Linked DNA regions of Homo sapiens: all the other regions are linked to region 2. The links are chromatin loops, found by intact Hi-C in ENCODE. Cell type or tissue: endothelial cell of umbilical vein. All regions are shown on one strand. Region 1 overlaps PECAM1 (platelet and endothelial cell adhesion molecule 1). Region 2 has its middle 21 kb from the start of PECAM1. Region 3 overlaps PECAM1 (platelet and endothelial cell adhesion molecule 1). Region 4 overlaps PECAM1 (platelet and endothelial cell adhesion molecule 1).

What was found. Hi-C counts contacts between places; a loop is a spot of excess contacts. Peaks named below come from ENCODE experiments on the same cell type or tissue, not always from the same donor. Only the 100,000 strongest peaks of a DNase experiment are listed, where the experiment ranks them.
Region 1: a loop joins it to region 2, with 2.8 times the contacts of the local background. A loop is called at or near these places in 103 of 110 quality-filtered maps.
Region 3: a loop joins it to region 2, with 5 times the contacts of the local background. A loop is called at or near these places in 6 of 110 quality-filtered maps.
Region 4: a loop joins it to region 2, with 4 times the contacts of the local background. A loop is called at or near these places in 5 of 110 quality-filtered maps.

What each region holds. Positions count from the first base shown.
Region 1 is chr17:64,318,341-64,323,340 of GRCh38, forward strand. It overlaps PECAM1 (platelet and endothelial cell adhesion molecule 1), which reads right to left. Exons shown (of 16, transcript NM_000442.5): 16 at 1,075-5,000. Among named protein-coding and RNA genes, the nearest start is that of TEX2, 58 kb to the left of the region's middle. RefSeq lists a silencer at 2,697-2,908. In endothelial cell of umbilical vein, a CTCF peak has its summit at 2,890 (motif pointing right); a DNase peak (open chromatin) is centred at 2,911; H3K27ac peaks cover 390 bases.
Region 2 is chr17:64,409,664-64,414,663 of GRCh38, forward strand. No RefSeq gene overlaps it. Among named protein-coding and RNA genes, the nearest start is that of PECAM1, 21 kb to the left of the region's middle. In endothelial cell of umbilical vein, no CTCF peak of the experiment used is centred here; a DNase peak (open chromatin) is centred at 2,498; H3K27ac peaks cover 3,302 bases.
Region 3 is chr17:64,341,391-64,346,390 of GRCh38, forward strand. PECAM1 (platelet and endothelial cell adhesion molecule 1) reads right to left here. Exons shown (of 16, transcript NM_000442.5): 14 at 244-300. Among named protein-coding and RNA genes, the nearest start is that of PECAM1, 47 kb to the right of the region's middle. In endothelial cell of umbilical vein, no CTCF peak of the experiment used is centred here; DNase peaks (open chromatin) are centred at 3,081 and 4,781; H3K27ac peaks cover 3,336 bases.
Region 4 is chr17:64,352,713-64,357,712 of GRCh38, forward strand. It overlaps PECAM1 (platelet and endothelial cell adhesion molecule 1), which reads right to left. Exons shown (of 16, transcript NM_000442.5): 8 at 3,399-3,686; 9 at 2,221-2,328; 10 at 779-806. Among named protein-coding and RNA genes, the nearest start is that of PECAM1, 36 kb to the right of the region's middle. In endothelial cell of umbilical vein, no CTCF peak of the experiment used is centred here; DNase peaks (open chromatin) are centred at 2,309, 3,269 and 4,909; H3K27ac peaks cover 3,678 bases.

The DNA of each region.
Region 1 (5,000 bases), 91 kb before region 2:
CAAATGTTGAAATCACCATTTGTTTCCTTATTCTGAGCAATTTTCTGAAGGTAAGCCGAGTCTTGCTGGGGATATTGAATGTAAAACTGTCTTTAAAGTAGATCCTTTGGTAAGAAATGTATTGATCACTATTTTGGGGTTTTAACTGACATCAAATAATATGAAGCATATGTGAGTTTTTAATTATTTAGAAGTTCCTAACCCTTTTTTGGACCCTATCTCCCTTCAAGAAACTGATAAAAGGCCAGGCGTAGTGGCTCACACCTATAATACCAGAATTTGGGAGGCTGAGGCAGGAGTTCTATCACTTGAGCCCAGGAGTTTGTGACCAGCCTGGGCAACATAGTAACACCCTCATCTCTACAAAAAAATTAAAAATTAGCTGGGTGTGGTCGTGGGCACCTGTGGTCCCAGCTTTGGGAAGCTGAGACAGGAGGATTGCTTGAGCCCGGGAGGTCAAGGCTGCAGTGAGCCATGTTCACACCAGTGCACTCCAGCCTGCGTGACAGAGCAAGACTCTTTATCTCAAAACAAACAAAGACATGGATAAAAGCTATGGATTCTCTCCCATAGAAAACTGCACACCCTCATAACCTTTTGCACCTACTCTTTTTTTTTTTTGAGACAGAGTTTCGCTCTTGTTGCCCAGGCTGGAGTGCAATGGCTCGATCTTGGCTCACCACAACCTCTGCCTCCCAGGTTCAAGCAATTCTCCTGCCTCAGCCTCCCGAGTAGCTGAGATTACAGGCATGCACCACTACGCCCGGCTGATTTTGTATTTTTAGTAGAGATGGGGTTTCCCCATATTGAGGCTGGTCTCGAACTCCTGACCTCAGCTGATCCACCCACCTCAGCCTCTCAAAGTGCTGGGGTTACAGGCGTGAGCCACCGCGCCCGGCTGCACCTACTCTTAGAGAATTCTCAGGCCCCACGCCTTACCCCAACTTCTGTTACCAGTGGTGAATCCAATGGGTCTGCAGCAAACTTGATGCTTGCCTTCTCAAAGACAGAACTCAGCTGAGGGGCAGAGGTGGTTTTAAGTGGTTTTAAGGCACAGGGAGAGACCAAGGCAAGTTTTAGAGCAGGAGTGAGAGTTTATTAAAAAGTTTTAGAGCAGGAACAAAAGGAAGTACACTACACTTGGGTCAGGCAGGCAACTTGAGAGATCTAAGTGCCCTGCCTGACCCTTAACTTGGGGTTTTATGTATTTGGCATAGTTCTGGGATTTACGTCTCATCTCCCCTGATTCTTCCCTTGCAGCAGGCTGTCCGCGTATGTGGTGACCTGCCAGCACTTGGAAGGGGTCGCATGCACAGTGTGATTACTGAAGTTGCGCGCATGCTCACTTGAGGCATTTTTCCCCTTACCAGTCGTGCGTTCCCAGAGGAAGGTAGGTCATATACTGGTTAAATTCCGCCATTTTGCCTCTTGGTGCGCATGCTCCAGGCTGCTTGCCCAGCTCCTGAGATCTTATCGGGAAGCGGCTGATCACCAGATCAGGGTGTTTTGTATCTATTGAGAGACTGTCCTTGCTTGGAGCTGGCTGCAACCAATTATTATTTTACAGAGACAGTTTAACAACCACCTGACCATCACCTGATGGTAGCCTGACATTCCTGTGGGGGCCCTCACCTGTCCTGCTCATGTTTGCCTAGCTCCCTACTCTAACATTTCCACTCTGTGGACCCCAGGTTGAGATCTTCTGCAGGGAAGACTGTCCTCAAATAGCCTGCTGGGGAGACATCTCCTTCCCGTTTACCTTTCCATTTGCCCTTGCGGTGTTAGGCAAAGGCTGAAGCTGGCCTCTGTGGCAGAGGGTTTCTTCCCAACACGCCAATGACGCTGGTGGAGAGTCTTAAAAACAGCTGTGCTGGGGAGAGTTCTTGGTGTGTACCTTTCAGAGACCTCCTCCTTAAGACTCTCAAAGACTGAGTCAGGCCAGTGGGAGCCTGGCAGCAATTCTTAGGGGACAGTGACAGCTTTTTGAGGAGGACTAATTGGCTTCTAGGGCTGGAGGCCACTTGGGTCTGACAGACTGCCCTGCTGCCATCCCTCCAGGGCACCCCCCACTCCCTTGCCTCAGGGCCTTCCTGCACTTCTTCCTTTTGTCCTCAATGTTCTTCACCCCACCTTTTCCACTGGTACCCTCTGCCTATGGTCAAGGCTTTGGTGAGACCCACTTTCCTCTTAGACCTTCCTGGATCCCCCAAAGTCTGTGTTGGAAGCCCCTCCCATGTGCCCTTGTTTGAGCTTTTAATTTTCCACCATGACGCTTGTCACACTGCTTTGTAATTGGCTCTCTGTTAGTCTGCATCTCTACTGGGTTGTACCTTCCAGGAGGACAGCTGCCATGTGACTCTTGTAATCTTCCCACCGCCAACACCCAGCACAGCGTCAGGAACACAGAGCATGATGAGCACAAGCTTGTTGAGCAAACAGACAAATAACTGGATGCTTCTGTGCAGAGTTTCTCAACCTGGCCATTATTGGCATTTGGGACTTGATCATGCTTGGTCGTGGGAGACGGTTCTGTGCCTGTAGGATGTTTAGGAGCATGCTTGGTTTCTACCCACCAGATGCCGGGAGCACACCCACCCAGCTGTGACAACCAAAAATGTCTCCAGACACCATTCCAAAACCAGCGGGAGACAAAATCGCCCGACAGTCGTTGCTTTAGTGAGTGAATGTTGACCTAAGCGTCACTTCGCCTGTCTTGAGTCTAGGTCGGGGAGTGGGTTCAGTTAGCCAATCAGAGAACGCTGATGGGGCGACCAGTATATGCTCATGAAATGGGTGGCTGACCTCTTGGGGTCAGAAGAGGGAAAAGTTTTACTGTGTGTTGGCTAAGGACCATTTTAAGTCCTTCAGTGACCGATTACCACATGAGAACACAAGAGGGCGCTCTAACTAATGAGTTCCGCGGCCGAGAAAACTCCTGGAGTGGGTGCTCCTGGGATGCTTCAGGTTTAGACACCGGGGTTACGGCAGCTGCCGAGGAAGGCTAAAGCCAGCGTCCTGGATTCAGACAGACCTTTTAGCCATTAAATCCACTAAGAAAGATCCCTGCGCATGAAGTTTCCTCCTCGGAAATATAGGCAGAAGGGAAAGTAATTTTAAACTCATGTGTGCTCCACAGGCCGGGGGCGGTGGCTCATGCCTGCAATCCCAGCACTTTGCGAGGCCAAGGAGGGAGGATCACTTGAGCCCAGAAGTTCGAGACCAGCCTGGGCACCATGGTGAAACCTCATCTCTGCAAAAAAAAAATTAAAAATTAGCCAGCTATGGCGGCTCACGCCTCTGGTCCCAGCTACCCAGGAAGCTGAGATGGGAGGATCGCTTGAGCCCAGGGGTTCGAGGCTGCGGTGAGCCATTGTTGTGCCACTGCACTCCAGCCTGGGCAACAGAGCAAGCCCCTGTCTCAACAAAACAAAACAAAACAAAAAATTCAGTCGTGCTGCATAAGTAAGGCACCAGGAGTAGGAATAGGGTCTTTGCAGCTCCCGTGGCAATTGCCCTTCTCTGGTGGTGGCAAGGGACTAAGGAACTCCCTGGACACAGGGGATCTGGCTGTCCCCAGATCATCAACAGAGACATGAAGGTCGTTAGAGGTCGTCTGATCCTTTGACCTCAATCTGAGCCCACCACTCAGAAAACCTGGAAATTGTATGACATTTTCGTGATACAACTCGGTGTGTGTGTGTTGGGGAAAGGAACCAACAGCTTTCATCATATTGTCAAAAGAGTCTAGGCTGGGCATGGTGGCTCACGCCTGCAATCCCAACCCAAAGGCCTGTGGAGCACACATGAGGACAAGGCGGGCAGATCACCAAAGGTCAGGCATTCGAGATCAGCCTGGCCAACGTGGTGAAACCCCATCTCTACTAAAAATACAAAAATTAGCCAGGCGTGGTGACATGTGCCTGTAATCCCAGCTACTCGGGAGGCTGAGACAGGAGAACTGCTTGAACCCAGGAGGCGGAGGTTGCAGTGAGCAGAGGTTGCGCCGCTGCAGTCCAGCCCGGGCAACAAGAGCGAATCTCCGTCTCAAAACAACAAAACAAAAACATAGACCTGCTCGGTTCTCTCTGTGACTTCAGAGGCCCAAGGAGTCCTCAGCACTATAGATGCATGTGGCCCCTCAGAAGACAACATTTCACAGATCTGCAAAGAGCAAAGGTCAAATTTATTTAATACAACATCCACGAGGGTCCCTGCAGCTGTGTCACTGAGGCAAACAGGAAAAGTGATTTTGGCTAGGCGTGGTTCTCATCTGTGAAATTCCACAGCGCAATGACAGCAGCCTCTCTCCCACCCACTCAAGACACTGTCAGGAATGTCTTAAGACCTCAGGAGACCACTTCTTTAGCAAGCAATTTTGTTTTTTGTTTTTTTTGAGATGGATTCTCACTCTGTCACTCAGGCTGGAGTGCAGTGGCGCGATCTCCGCTCACTACAACCTCCGTTTCCTGGGTTCAAGCGATAATCTCACCTCAGCCTCTTGAGTAGCTGATACTACAGGCATGCGCCACCACGCCCGGCTAATTCTTGTATTTTTAGTAGAGACAGGGTTTCATCAGGCTGGTCTCAAACTCCTGACCTCAGGTGATCCGCCCACCTCAGCCTCCTGAAGTGCTGGGATTACAGGCGTGAGCCACCTTGCCTGCCCTGGCAAGGAATACATTTTTAAAAATTAGTAAGAAACATACACATTTCAAGTTTTCAATTAAGAATAATATTTGCTGATGGCACCATCTTCCTGTCTTTCAGCCTTCAGCATGGTAGAGGAAAAGAGAAAGAGTGTAGACAAAAACAGTTGAAGAACATCTGTGCTTGTTCCACCTTCATTTTCTGTTTTGTGCGTTGCCTGAATGAACGGTGTCTTCAGGTTGGTATTTCACAGGCGGTGCTCCCAAGTAGTCTGGTTTTCCCATTTGTGGAGGGCGAGGTCATAGAGGGGACAGGGGGAGGCTGTCTGGTCAGCACTGTGTATTTCCAAAGAA
Region 2 (5,000 bases):
CCTCCCAAATGTCAAGGACGTGCTTTAATTAGAGCTTTTTAAAAATGGACCAGTTGCAGCCAGCGCTATGGCTGGTGACTGTAATCCCAGCATTTTGGGAAGCTGAGGCGGGAGGATCACTTGAGCCCAGGAGTTCGAGACCCCCCTGGACAACATAGTGAGACACCCCATCTCTACATGAATTTTGTTTTTTAATTAGCCAGGCATGGGGGTACATGCTTGTGGTCCCAGCTACTCGGGAGGCTGAGGTGGGAGGATTGCTTGAGTCGGGAGGTGGAGGCTACTGTGAGCCATGATTGGGCCATGGCACTCCATCCTGAGCAACAGAGCGAGACCCTGTCTCAAAAACAAAACAAACAAATAAACAAAACCCAGAAAACTTGGTTGTGATGGTGTACTGTAGCTTTGCAAAATGTTACCATTAGGGGAAACTGGCACATATCTCTGTATTATTTACTGCAAATGCATGCAAATGTACTATTATCTCAATAAAAATATTTCTATTTAAAAAATAGGGCTGGATGCCATGGCTCACACCTGTAATCCCAGCACTTTTGGAGGCTGAGGCAGGAGGATCACTTGAGGTCAGGAGTTGGAGACCAGCCTTGCCAACATGGTGAAACCCTGTCTCTACTAAAAACACAAAAATTAGCCAGGTGTGGTGGCACGTGCCGTGGGCCCAGCTACTCAGGAGGCTGAGGCAGGAGAATTCGCTTGAACCCGGGAGGTGGAGGTCGCAGTGAGCCGAGATTGCACCACTGCACTCCAGCCTGGGCAATAGACCGAGATTTAGTCTCAAAAAAAACAAAACAAAACAAAACAGAAAACCTTGAATTTTCACATTGCTCTTTAGAATGTGGAAGGAACCTGGAAATTTTCTCTGAGGGTGAGAGGGAGAAAATATGCTCCCAATAAGGGGAAATTCTAAACGGAAAACAAACAGGAACATTTTGCACCTAGAAAAGATCTTGTATATTCAGGGAGGTAAAGGGGATTTCTGCAAATCATTGTGAGATGCATTGACAAGCCTCAGCTCCTAAATGAAATGTTTTTCTCCCAGGTCGTTTGAAGGCCAGTTTCCCCAGAAAGCTACTCTTAGATGAACCTCTCTTAAGAGAGAGATGGGCAAGTAGGAGGTGCTCTTAGCTCCCTCTCTCCCATCCCCCATAGGATGAGGCTACAGAGGAATCCCTTAGGTCAACTTACAGAGAAGGACCCTGAGGCCCTGAGGTTGGCCATGTCTTGTCTGTGTGGCCAGCAAGGGGACTGCTGGGCCTGGCAGTGTCTCAGGACTTCCTGGCCAGGGAGCTTCCTTTGTTGTCTCTGGAATCCCCCCTTGCCCTGTGTCCTTGAGTCTAGGACCTGGCACAGGTACATGTGATGCCATGCCCAGGGTGCTGTAATCCAGGCACTGGCCTCTAAGGAATGGTTACGGAGGGCCAGACCAAGTCCAGCAGAGCCAGCTCTCACCAGGCCTGTGCAGTGGGTGAGCATATGTGATGGGAGGACATATGCAGTGGGTGGGCATATGTAGTGAGTGGGTATACGTAGTGAGTGGGTATATGTAGTGAGTGGGTATATGTAGTGGATGGGCATATGCAGTGAGTGGGTATATGCGGTGGGTGGGCATATGCAGTGGATGGGTATATGCAGTGGATAGGCATGTGTAATGGGCAAGCATATGCAATGGGTGGGCATATGCAGGGGTTGGGTATATGCAGTGGATAGGCACACGCACTAGGTGGGAATGTCATGGGTGGGCATATGTCATGGGTGGGCACATGAAATGGACAGGCATATGTCATGAGTGGGCATATGCAGTGAGTGGGCACATGCAGTGGATGGGCATGTGCAGTGGGTGGGCATATGCAGTGGGTGGGCATGTGCAGTGGGTGGGCATGTGCAGTGGGTGGGCATATGCTGTGGGTGGGCATACGCAGTGGATGGGCATGTGCAGTGGATGGGCATGTGCAGTGGGTGGGCATACGCAGTGGGTGGGCATACACAGTGGGTGGGCATGTGCAGTGGGTGGGCATGTGCAGGGGGTGGGCATACGCAGTGGGTGGGCATACGCAGTGGGTGGGCATATGCAGTGGGTGGGCATATGCAGTGGGTGGGCATATGTGATGGGTAGGCATATGCAGTGAGTGGGCAAATGCAGTGGGTGGGCATATGTCATGGGTGGGCATATGCAGGGCTGGGCACCTGCAGCAAGTGGGTTGTCGCGGGAGACTTTGCCCACACTAAGAGACTCTGAGTTTCAGTTTTCTGCCGCCTAACATGATATACTTGCGACTGCCTGTAAATCCATTTTTAACCCCCAACTAGGGAAGCTGAAGGAAGAGGAACAGCAGGGCCACCAGCTCAGCCCGGTGGCTGCATTGTTCTCCCCTGACATTGTTCTCAGGCCGGCTCTGCTTACCCAGAAGGCCCCCGTAACCCCTGGGGAATCCGATGAGATTGTTTTTCCCAAGACTGGGCTCTTCAGGTGTGAGCTGCAGTTCTTGGGCCACGTAGGTTACTGTGGCATTTCTGCAGCAGGAAAGAGGAAGGAACTTCTGATCTGTGGGGCAACGGCATCAACAATGTGCACCCCCACCAGCCGGCAGCGCGAAGAGGAAAGGAGCTCAGTTTCCATAGTGATAAATCACGAGGAAGGGAGCCTGGAGGGAGCCGGCAGTAAGACTTCTCCCTTCCCCTGGCTCCCTGCAAACGCATTCCCAATGCCAGAGTCAGTTAGCCGCCTGGCGCCTCTCCAGACTGAGCCCCCAGAACCGCAGGTAGAGGAAGACGGAAGGGGCTCTGCCAGATGGAAAACAAATTCCCAGCTCCTCTTCAATGTGTCAGTAAGGCATGGGTGCCCGAGCGGATGCGTCGGGGCCCAGGGCTGTGCCACACCTGGGTGGCCACCACATGCGAAGCTCTCGATGCATGCCACCTACATTATTCCATTCCATTCTCTTCTATTACGCCCTACACACGACTGTGTTCTATTAAATGAGCCCACAGCACAGGTGCTATTAGCCCTTTTATCACAGAAGAACAAACAGGCCTTGTGAGGGAGAGAGATGCACCAGAGACAATTCACCAAGTTAACAATAGCTCCTGAAGGTCTCAAGGCTCTCTTCTGAGATTCTTTCTCTTGCCAAAATCAGACTATTTTCCCCAAAGAAAACATTTGAGTTTTTTTGAAATGTTCTGGGAAGTCGTTTATCCCAAACGTCATCAGCCACTCTTTATGCAGGCCACGGTCTCTTGCCTGTAACCCTTGCATGTGCTGTTCCTTCTGCTTGAAATGCTGTTCCCTGCTTCCTTGGTCAGCTAACTCCTCAGGGTACTTGTCTCATCCCTCCTTCCCAGTAGCTCAGATGCCTTGCTTTCTGGGCTCCCACAGAACTTACACCATATTATGAAGCAACACAGAGTAATAGTAGGAGAAAAGGCTCTTCTAGGCCCAGACTAGCTGTGTGACCTCAGGGGATTTGCTTAACTTCTCTGAGCCTTGATTTCTTCATAGGCAAGATGGAGAGAATGCGAGCATCTGCCTCACAGTGTGTCTGTGAGGATTGGACATTAACATATGTAAAGCTCTTAGAAAATGCTTGCCTGCGGTTAATGCTCTAGAAACATTAGTCACTAAAGAATTAAGTTCTTAAAGCAAGAGCCATTCTTCATGGATATCTCTAGATCTAGAGGCTTAGGCCCAACTGGGTATGGAGCAAATGTCACTCTGGATTCGTGGGAGACTATTTTCCAGCTACACTTTAGGCAACAGGCACGGTGCTAGGCACCTTGATTCATAAGATTTAATTTAGTTAAGTCATTCCAGGACTGGTCTCAGATAGCCCAGGACCAGCATTTTGTCACTGTAGCCTGCAGCATTCTCGAATGGCCCTCTGATCACCTGATATCCCCTCCAGACTTCCTGCCCTGCCCAGGCCTGAAAAGAGTCCCCACACTCAGTGACAGGTGAAGAGGCCCTCAGCCTTGCCACAACAGGGGTTACCCATGTGGTCTGTAAACACCAAGAGATTTAAATAATGGACATACCTGCATCCCAGGGGCCACTCAGACGGCAAAAGACAAACCCCACCTTGGGCAGCCACTCTCCTCCATGGTTCCACTTGAAAAAATGAAATGAAACTCTTCATGCAAATACTCGGGTGCTAAACAGTTATGTAACAGCCAAGTCTCTCCACTTAAAAATACAGTCTTCTCCAAATCTATAGAGACAGGATGCCGACCAGAGGTTGCCTGGGACTTGGAGAGGGATCGGAGGACGACTGCCATTGGGCAAGAGGGAACTTTTGGGGGTGAAGAAAATGTGCTCAACTGGATCGTGGTGATGCTTGTACAACTCTGTCTTCACAAATTGTAGGGTTCCCGAATTTCGTCAATAAAGATACAGGATGCCCATTTAAATTTCAGATAAGCAATAAATACTATTTTTAATATAAGTATGTCTCAGATGGGACATCCTTGCATATTGCATGGGATATACTTACACTAAGAAAGTATTTGCTGGGCTGGGCGCAGTGGCTCACGCCTGTAATCCCAGCACTTCGGGAGGCTGAGGCAGGTGGATCACCTGAGGTTGGGAGTTCGAGACCAGCCTGTCCAACATGGAGAAACCCTGTCTCTACTAAAAATACAAAATTAGCTGGGTATGGTGGCACATGCCTGCAATCCCAGCTACTCGGGAGGCTGAGGCAGGAGAATCGCTTGAACCCGGGAGGCGGAGGTTGCAGTGGGCCAAGATTGCGCCATTGCACTCCAGCCTGGGCAACAAGGGCGAAACTCCATCTCAAAAAAAGAAAAGAAAAGAAAAGAAAACATTTGCTGTTTACCGGCGCGATCTCGGCTCACTGCAGCCTCCGCCTCCCTGGTTCAAGCGATTCTCCTGCCTCCGTCTCCCAAGTAGTTGGAATTACAGGTGCGCGATCTCAGCTCACTGCAGCTTCCGCCTCCCTGGTTCAAGCGATTGTCCTGCCTCAGTCTCC
Region 3 (5,000 bases), 68 kb before region 2:
TAAGGGTCACCGGCTGGGGTCAGTAAGCATTCAAGAAGCGCTCGTTGACTACATGAATAGTAAATGTGACCCGAGGTGACTTTTTAAGGGTGGTGGGAGAGAGGAAGCCCACAGCGCTGGTGTAAGAGGTGGCACCCCTTTTTTGGCCTTCTTTGCTTCTTCTTTTCTCTGCCCACTCCCAAGGCCCCATCAGTGATTCTAGGGGGCATCCCCCAGGCTGGGGCACTGGAGACCCTCACTCACCAGGGACAGCTTTCCGGACTTCACTGTACACTGTCTCTGTGTCCTTCTTTCCTAGATCTGGAAAAAGGACCAGGCATAAGTTAGTAGCTGCCTCTGGGAACGAGGTCAGTCCACTGCAGTCATAGGAAAAGGTCTGAGGCTCTGCAGGCAAGGCTGTACCCCACCACTGCACCCCACCAGAACCAGGTCCAGAAGCACCCAGAGACCTTGTCATTTCTGATGTTAGAAGATCCTGGCTGGGCAAGGTGGCTCATACCTGTAATCCCAGCACTTTGGGAGGGTGAGGGGGGCAGATCACTTGAGGTCAGGAGGTTGAGACCATTCTGGCCAACATGGCGAAACCCCGTCTCTACTAAAAATTCAAAAAATTAGCCGGGCATGGTGGTGCGTGCCTGTGATCCCAGTTACTCGAGAGCTAAGGGACGAGAATCGCTTGAACCCAGGATGCAGAGGTTGCAGTGAGCCAAGATTGCGCCACTGCACTCCAGCCTGGGCAACACAGTGACACACCACCTCAAAAAAAAAAAAAAGAAGAAGAAGAAGGTCTTGGTCTAACGAGCGTCACTCCCAGTCTGGGAATAGGAGGTCAGCAGGCCATTGTGGAGCAGGGCCACATGCACCAGAGGAACCCTGGACCTGAGGGGCCACGGATGGAGAGGCCCCCAGCAAGGGCCTGCAGCCTCCAGCTTGCTGGCCCCACTCCTCTTCCCCTGCCACCGTGACCCTTGTCCAGACATTCTGCCAGGTCCCTCAACGCAGGGTTGGGCTATGGCCTCCCAATCACCTGAGAGCCCAGACCCCGGGATCCAGAACGAGATCCTGAGGTCTGGGTTAGAGCCTGGGGGTTGTCAGTGACCCTAGGAATAGCTGGGACTGAGAACTCTTACAGGGATAGACAGCTGGGCTGGCTGTTTTCACTGCTGGCTCCTGGGCCTCACTGCAGCTTCTGGTTGGATTGGTCTGGGGGGGTCCCTGGTGCTGGTTTTTTAGGATCTCCTCAGGGGCCCTAATATGCAGACAGGGCTGAGATCCTCTGGGCTAGACCCTCTCAATATGGCAGCATGATGACTGACCCAGGGTGTGGCGTATACCTGGAGGAGACTCAAGGGCGCCCTTCCTGCCATCTGTTTACCTTACACTGGGGTATGGGCACAGGATGTGTATACAAAAATACACACACAGCATATACACACGCACACTCATGCACACAATGTGTATACATGCTATGTATACCCTCATACAGTGTGTAGGATGTGTCTACACACATTGTATACACACTGTATGTACAAACATGCAATCTGGGTGTGCACACACTCATGCACACAGGGTGTGCACACACATACATACCCACCAACCCTGAGGAAACAGGATGGAACCTGGCCACTTCCCAGCTCCTGTCACCTGCACAAAGGCCCAGGAAGCCTCACTGTAGAAAAGAGCCTGATGTCGTGTGGGCCACTGTTCTCCTTTTACAGATGGGGAAAGGAAGCCCCAGATAGGGTAAGGGGCTTCCTGTGCCATGGTCAGTGCATTTCCCTCCTCGGAGTGAATGGCTGGGGTGTGACCCTGGACTCTACCTGCACTGAGATGCCCTTGTCTCACCATGCTCCAGGGACACCCCACTCTCACTTCCTGGCCCCACACACACTCCTCCACAGCCAGCACTGCCCTTTCTCCTTGCCCCATTTCCCCACGACCCTGGTGGAGCTTCACGCATGTACCAACACACCCACACTCACTCTCCCTCTGTGCCCTGGGAAGTTACAGGGCCCCCTGAGCTCCACAGCATGTTGGTGACATTTGTCCACAACACACCGATGTGACTTGTTCCCAAGTCCGTCTCCCTGGCAGACCCCGACCTCCTATGGGGTGACAGCTGGGGTCTTGGACATGTCCCATTCCTAGGCTTGCTCAGCTGCCTGGGGGCACCTGTCCAAGTTTGAAGTGACAGTAATGGTGGTGGCTCCTGTGTCAGGAACCATTTGTGAGGAGAAAGCCTGGGGGTGGGTCAGATCCCTACAGTTGAACTTGGGGCATTTGGGGTGACTAGGGCCTTACACTGACTTCCCCAGGGCACCAAACAGGATTTGGAACTCAGTAGAGTGGCTGAGCTACCAGGGCACCACACTGCTGGGACAGCAGAGATGCCCACACACCCCTCACTCTCTTTCTGTGGCACCAGATGTGGGGGCCTCAAGGAAAGCTGTAGGGATCCCCAACCCTATTGGGGGATCCTCCACATCCCCAAGACACCCTCTGCTTGATGTCAGGCCTGGCCAAATCACTCACTCAGCAGAATCCTAGACACCTAGTGTGAACCCCGCACTGTGGAAGAGGAAAGGTGATCGGGCCTGGTCCCAGCTTTCAGGAGCTCCAGGCTGCGAGGCAGACAGGTGCACAAACAACGCAGACACTGCAACAAATGCTATCAAACACCATATACCAGGCGCATGGTGGGGTGGTCACGGCCAGCTCACCCTCCGACCCAGGCCCACAGTGGGGGCTGGGGCAGGTGAGGAATAAATGGAGGGAGAGGGCTTGGTGTTTGGGCCTGGGGGTTTCTGCTTCTTGGTGGAGCTTCTAGAGTTGCAGCTGCCCCCAAATCTGCCCAGTTAAGTGATGGGTGGGCAGGCAGAGTTGCAGCTCATCACTACCTCTCCTCCCCACCCACTCCACGGCAGCAGCTGCTTGCTAATGAGTAAACCAGGCTGGCAGGCTCTTTGTCTCTGCTGTCAGGGATGTTTCCGGATGGGGCTTTATTTTGGCTTCTGTTTTTCTCTGTGTTAACAGAGAAGGAGATGGCTTCAACGTCATGGGGTTTTCCCAGCAATTAGTCTCAGAGCAAACATGCAGCAAACCAGGATTTACTGAGTTCCTTCCTGCCCCTCCTCCACCCCAAGTGACCACTTGGTCGGCTGCCACTAGGGTCAGAGCTGGATGTGGTTCCCAACCCCTCCTCCATAGGAGGAGGAAGTCTTGAGAGCAGGGAACTGGCTTGGTCAAGACCAGGTCAAATGTACTCACCACTGGCCTTGTACCCACAAAGCCCCTTTTCGTACCTGGTAATACCTGGCTCTCCACCCACAGGAAGGCAGAGAGGGAACACCTGAGGCTCAGGCCTGACTTCCCACACTGCTCCTTAGCTGCCAAGGAGGAGGACGGGTCTAGAAAACTCAAATTGAATTCCCAAAAAGCTCTCCATTGCCCCCAAGTGACCCTCTTTACGGGTCTACCTGGACCTCTGCAGCCCACACAGCTTTTGTGCAAATGGGGAAAGAGGGACCAGTTAGGTGATGGCATCCCTGCAGCTGCACAGCTTGGCAAGGAGGGCACATGCTGACCGCCTCTGCTTCACCCAATCCTGGAGGGTCTCGATACCTCCTTATTTTTAAATTTTTTGTAGAAATAAGTTCTTGCTTTGTTGCCCAGGCTGGTCTTGAATGCCTGGGCTCAAGTGATCCTCTCGCCTCTGCCTCCCAAAGTGCTGGGATTACAATACCTCCTTCTTGTCCCTTCAACCCTTCCCCACCTTTGAGCAAGAAAAAGAAAACCAGGGCCGGGCGCAGTGGCTCATGCTTGTAATCCCAGCACTTTGGGAGGCTGAGGTGGGCAGATCACTGAAGGTTAGGTGATCCCTGAAGGTTAGGAGGGCTTTGCTGCAGTGTGTTCCTGGCTGCCTCTCAGGCTGTCCCTCCACAAGGGAGGGTCTGTATGTGCTTGTGCTGCCTGCGTAGGGCCTTAATCACAATTTGTTATCTCAACGAGTCAATCACTCTACAATGAAATAAAGAGGAAGAGGCCAGGCCTGGTGGTTCACACCTGTAATCCCGGCACTTTGGGTGGTCAAGGCGGGTGGATCACCTGAGGTCAGGAGTTGGAGACCAGCCTGGCCAACATGGTGAAACCCTGTCTCTACTAAAAATACAAAAATTAGCCGGGGATGGTGGTGGGCGCCTGTAACCCCAGCTACTCAGGAGGCTGAGGCAGGAGAATAGCTTGAACCCGGGAAGCAGAGGAAGCAGTGTGCCGAAACTGTGCCATTGCATTCCAGCCTGGGCAACAAGAGCAAGACTGTCATAAAAAAAAAAAAAAAAAAAAAATGAGGAAGAGAGCTTCAGGCCTGCCGCGTTCCCCACCCCTCTCAGGTCCAGTCTAGACTTGGAAGTGAGTTGTGCAGATTGGGCAGTACACAACCCCCGGGGGCCATTCTGTTGGTAGGCTATGGGAATGTGCCCCAGTGGTGCAGCACACAGCCCAGCGGCTCTACGGGGCATCCCTGTAAGGAAAGTTCTGTGCATACAGCTGCTGACACTCAGCCCAGGCTCAAAAAGAGAAGACAAGGAGAAGTCCAAGACTCCTCCCAGATCATGGAGCAAGGGGTGATTTCAGGACCCCATTGCCATGTGGTCTGGCTAGTGGCTGGCACGGCCTGGAAAACTGCACGCATTCAGCCTGCACAGTCAGGAAAACTACCCCAGGCCTGCCTGGCTAGGTGGATGCAGCCTGGGGTTAGCCTCAGAGGAAGGGAGACAGATGGCAATGATCCCAGGGAGCTTCCCAGCTGGGCAGGAAGGTTCTGAGACTGCTTCCTTTGAGCGTGCAGGAGCCACTGTTTCCTTTGAGCATGCAGGAGTGTGCAGTGACCCCCGGGGACTGTGTACTGCCCAATCTGGGTTCGCAAAGGAGGAGGACAGTTAGGAGATGCATTTTTAATTTTTTTTTAGACGGAGTCTTGCTCTGCCACCCAGGCTGGAGAG
Region 4 (5,000 bases), 57 kb before region 2:
AGTGCAATCTCGGATCACTGCAGCCTCCGCCTCCTGGGTTCAAGCGATTCTCGTGCCTCAGCCTCCCGAGTAGCTGGGATTACAGGCATGCACCACCACGCCCGGCTAATTTTTGTGTTTTTAGTAGAGATGGGGTTTCGCTGGCTAGGCTGGTCTTGAACTCCTGACCTCAGGTGATCTGCCTGCCTCAGCCTCCCAAAGTGCTGGGATTACAGGTGCGAGCCACCATGCTTGGCGGTGATAAAACTTTTTCCTATTAAAATAAACATCAGGACCAAAGCACACATGAATACCAGGAGTCCTTCACAGGCTACTACCAAGCCCCTGAAATTCTTATCCCACGCTACTGTTTCTCTCTGGAACAGAGCAATCATTTCTATACTTTTGGATTTGGGATTTCAACAACAGTAAAGGTAGTAAAACCATTTTTTAAAGGCCAACTCTATTTTGTCAAATTTTAAAAAATTTATCTACTACCATTATAATTTCATAAAGAAAGGGAGATTTCACAAATAATCATGTAGGAAGGACATGATCTCAGAATAAAAGCCATTCCTTCCCATGAAAGGACAATTGGCATTCTTCCACGGAGGTACACACACACACACACACACACACACACACACACAACTCACACACACAACTCACACCCAAGGAAGGCCTATATTTTTCTAAGTTTGCCAAGAGCCACTGAAAACTTCCTAATGACCAGAATCTCCCTCCAGACATGTCCACCGTGCTCACAGAGCAGCCGCCCCCTTCTTACAAATACACTCACCTGGACATTTCCACTGGCATCTGCTTGGCTTTAAAACAGAAAACGAAAAACCAAAGTCAGTATACAGTACCCACATCCATACCACTATAATGGCCAAAACGCCAATGGCTTTTGCACTAACCTAATAGATAGAAAACACTTTTCTTTTCTTTTTGTTTTACTCCTAGTAAGCTGTGAAGGAACACTCTTTTCAGCTACGTTTGACTTCCCAGAAGATTGAATACCCAGAAAAAGAGAGAAAAAGAAGCCAAATATATTCACTCTTTTACAAAAGACAGAAAAGAAAGAGGTATTCTCTTGGTCTTATACCAAGATATTTCCCCAGAAACATGATATCTTGACTATTTTAGCCAGAAGTGATTTTTGTTAGTGAAATATGATGGAAAAAGAGACAATGATATGGGAACCAGATTAGCCAGATAAGCAGGCAGCTCTCTTCCTCTCTCTCTCTTTTTTTTTTTTTTTTTGAGACAGAGTCTTGCTCTGTTGCCCAGGCTGGAGTGCAGTGATGTGATCTGGGCTCACTGTAACCTCTGCCTCCCAGGTTCAAGTGATTCTCCTGCCTCAGCCTCCTGAGTAGCTGCAATTACAGGCACCCATCACCACGTCTGGCCAATTTTTTGTATTTTTAGTAGAGATGGGGGTTTCACCATGTTGTCCCGGCTAGTCTTGAACTCCTGACCTCAAGTGATCTGCCTGCCTTGGCCTCCCAAAGTGCTGGAATTACAGGTGTGAGCCACCGTGCCTGACCACTCTCTTTGATTCCAGATAATTACAAAAAGTAAAGGCGAAATCAATCCCTGCGTTTGTAACTCGAAGCTGGCCTAAGATCAACGCCAGGGTGTGCTCTATCTTCCTTGATGGGTGGCAGCTTTCCTGACAAAAACCAGGGCCCCTCCTCACCCCATCTTCCCCTCCCATCCTGGGCAGCAGCACCAGAGGCTCCAAAAGAACCTACCTTATCCCACAAAAAAATTTTTGCAGGATTTACTGATGCTCTGCCCTTTTCCTTGAGTCTTGGACAGCTGACTCTGATTCCTGGTTATCAGCAGGTGGTCCTGGCTGCTCAGCCGGGCTTACTTAGCTAACCCCAAGCATAGGGTAGAAGTCACAGCACAACCACCAGGTTAATTACAAAGCATTCAATGTGTGTGTGCAACATGTGGGTGTTATGCGCATGTTTGTGTGTCTCCAAGACACTTGCACCCCACTCTACACGCATTACAGGACTAGGTGTGGACAAATCTACAGAAATGGCTTCTTCTAACCACACAAAGATGCAATTTCCCCCCAAATTTATCTTTTCTGGTTTGCCCAATGAGGAAAATAATAGCTTTCATTTTTGCCTAGCTGAATCCAGGGGTCAGAAAAGCACCACGCATCCCTGGCTGGTTTCCTGGCAAGGACGACCAGTCAGTATGGAAGGAAAGAACTATGCTCACCCTTGGCTTTCCTCAGAAAATAACATTTGGCCGCAATGATCAAGAGAGCAATGATCACTCCGATGATAACCACTGCAATAAGTCCTTTCTTCCATGGGGCAAGAATGACTGAAAACAAAACAAAACAAAAAATTTTTTTTGTATATAGGCTCTTCCTCTGCCAGGAAGAAATAATATCAGGCTTAAGCAACAAAAGTCAGTCTGATTCTCACAGCTCTTGTAACTGGCAGCTTGCCTTAGCATCCATCTACCTCTGAGGGGTTCTGCACTCAGAGCTGGTGCAGAAATGATTGTTTCTGCTACAAATAGAGGTCAGCTGTGGTCCTCAAGGAGGGAACAAACCAGCTTTGCTGGGGTAGACTCTTTTCTTTTTCTTTCTTTTTTGAAACAGGGTCTCACTCTGTCACCCAGGCTAGAGGCTGATGACAGCTCACTGCAGCCTCAACTTCCTGGGCTTGAGCAATCCTTCCACCTCAGCCTCCCGAGTAGCTGGGACTACAGGAGCACACCACCACACACAGCTATTTTTTGTTGGTTTGATTTTTGAGGCAGAGTCTTGCTCTGTTGCCCAGGCTGGAGTGCAGTGGAGCAAGCTCTGCTCACTGCAACCTCTACCTCCTGGGTTCAAGTGATTCTCATGTCTCAGCCTCCCGAGTAGCTGGGATTACAGGTATGAGCCACTGCGCCCAGCCTATTTTTGTACTTTTTGTAGAGACAGGGTTTCACCATGTTGCCCAGGCTGGTCTCCAACTCCAGGGCTCAAGTGGAGTAGACTCCTTTTTGGCATGTGTTTTCAGCCCTCTTCCTCTCCAGGAAACCGCCCCCACCCACATAAGTGGGTTCCCCAATCATGTCTGTTCTGCGTGACCCAATCCCCTTGGCTACAGGTGGTCTGTGGTTGGATGTTTGACCCAAGATGACTCAATGGTGAGTCTGCCAACAATTTGTAATTGGAACGATGTGACATTCTCCCAATTCCTTATAATAATCGATTTCTCTTTTTTACTTAATTTGAGTGGGTTTCTGTCACTTGCAACCAAGAGCCTGGAGGACATTACTCTCCTAGCCTTCAGTCACATAAGCTAGACTCCCCCCCAACTCCCTCTTACAAGGGGTGTGTTTTCTGGTCTTGCCCTTGGGAGCCCACAGCACAGCTTGCTATGGAGACCCTGACTCACCTCTGACTGTCAGTATTTTGCTTCTGGGGACACTGGAGGCGTGGTTGGCTCTGTTGAAGGCTGTGCAGTAATACTCTCCCTCCTGTTCCTTGCTAGCCTTCTGCTTGGTCCAAAATGCCTGGGTGGCATTTGAGGTCATTTGATAGAAGGGTTTGCCCTCTTTTTCTCTGTAAAACTTATAGGTGATGGGACCAGATCCTTCATTCACAGCACATTGCAGCACAATGTCCTCTCCAGACTCCACCACCTTACTTGACAGGATAGAAATCTGGACCTCATCCACCGGGGCTGAAAAGCAGGAAAAGGATTCACACTGAGCAAAGAAGGGCAGAGGAAGAGGAACATGAGACAGCCACTGCTCAACTTTTTTTTTTTTCCTCTGAGACAGAGTCCCGCTCTTATCACCCAGGCTGGAGTGCAGTGGTATAATCTCAGCTTACTGCAACGTGTGCCTCCTGGGTTCAAGCAAATCTTCCTGCCTCAGCCTCCCGAGTAGCTGGAATGACAGGTGCGCCCACCAGGCCCAGCTAACTTTTTGGATTTTTTTGTTGTTGTTGTTGTTTTAGAGACGGGGTTTTGCCCTGTTGGCCAGGCTGGTCTTGAATTCCTGACCTCAGGTGATTTGCCCACCTCGGCCTTCCAAAATGCTGGGATTACAGGCATAAGCCACCATGCCAGGCCACAGACAATCTTGACCCACTGCCTTCTCTAGCTATCGGCCATTTTTTCTCCTTTTTCCTTTATGCTTTGACTCCCTTATTTCACACTTTCTTGTTACCCCTGAAATCTGACTGCACTCTTTTGTAGTCACAATCTTGTGACACTGCACTCTCTCTCAAGTTTTGAAGAAACTGGGAAGGTCACTTGATTCCCCAACCAACGTCCCTGAGTCCCCTGCTGATTAAATTCAGTGGTGGATGCTCTTCCTCCACGCTCCCAATCTTGGGCTCTCCATACTTCACTGTTGCCCAGGTCTTACTGTGGAACTCAGCTTTTTCTGGGCTTCTGGGCTTCCTCATGACTCTGATTCTCTTCCCTTCTTACCTGGCACCCCTTTCTTATTCACTGGTTATTCTTTGTTTTCCCCGGAAGTATGAACATTTTGCAAAATTCAATCCTCAGTTTTCCATCCCCATTCTCCTCCTGGGTGATTTCACCTACACGCTGAGCTTCTGTCTCTGAGCCACTGACACCTAAACCTATGGCTCCAGTCCAGGTTACTTTCCTGAACTCCAAGTCTCCCTTTTCACCTGGGCATTTCCACCTGGAAGCCCAGCCAGCCTCACTCCCTGCAGGTCCAAGCAGAACTTGGCTACCTCCTGTATCCGCTTTTCCTAGCTCCATCCTCAACTACCAAAATTCGGATCCTAAATTGTCTTCCCAAGTAGACTTTCCTTCTAGTGTGAGAGCAGATGGTCAGCAGATGGTATTGTAACTTATGAGTCACTCTCCTGTGAGTGCAGGCTGTGGTAAGACAATGGAAGAAGCCAAGCTCCGGGCCTGGGACACCAGTGGGCTCAAATCCCAGTCCCACCACCCACCAGCTGTCTGCCCTAAGCCTCAGTTACGTCATGATAAAATAACGACAATGCTGTTACTGGC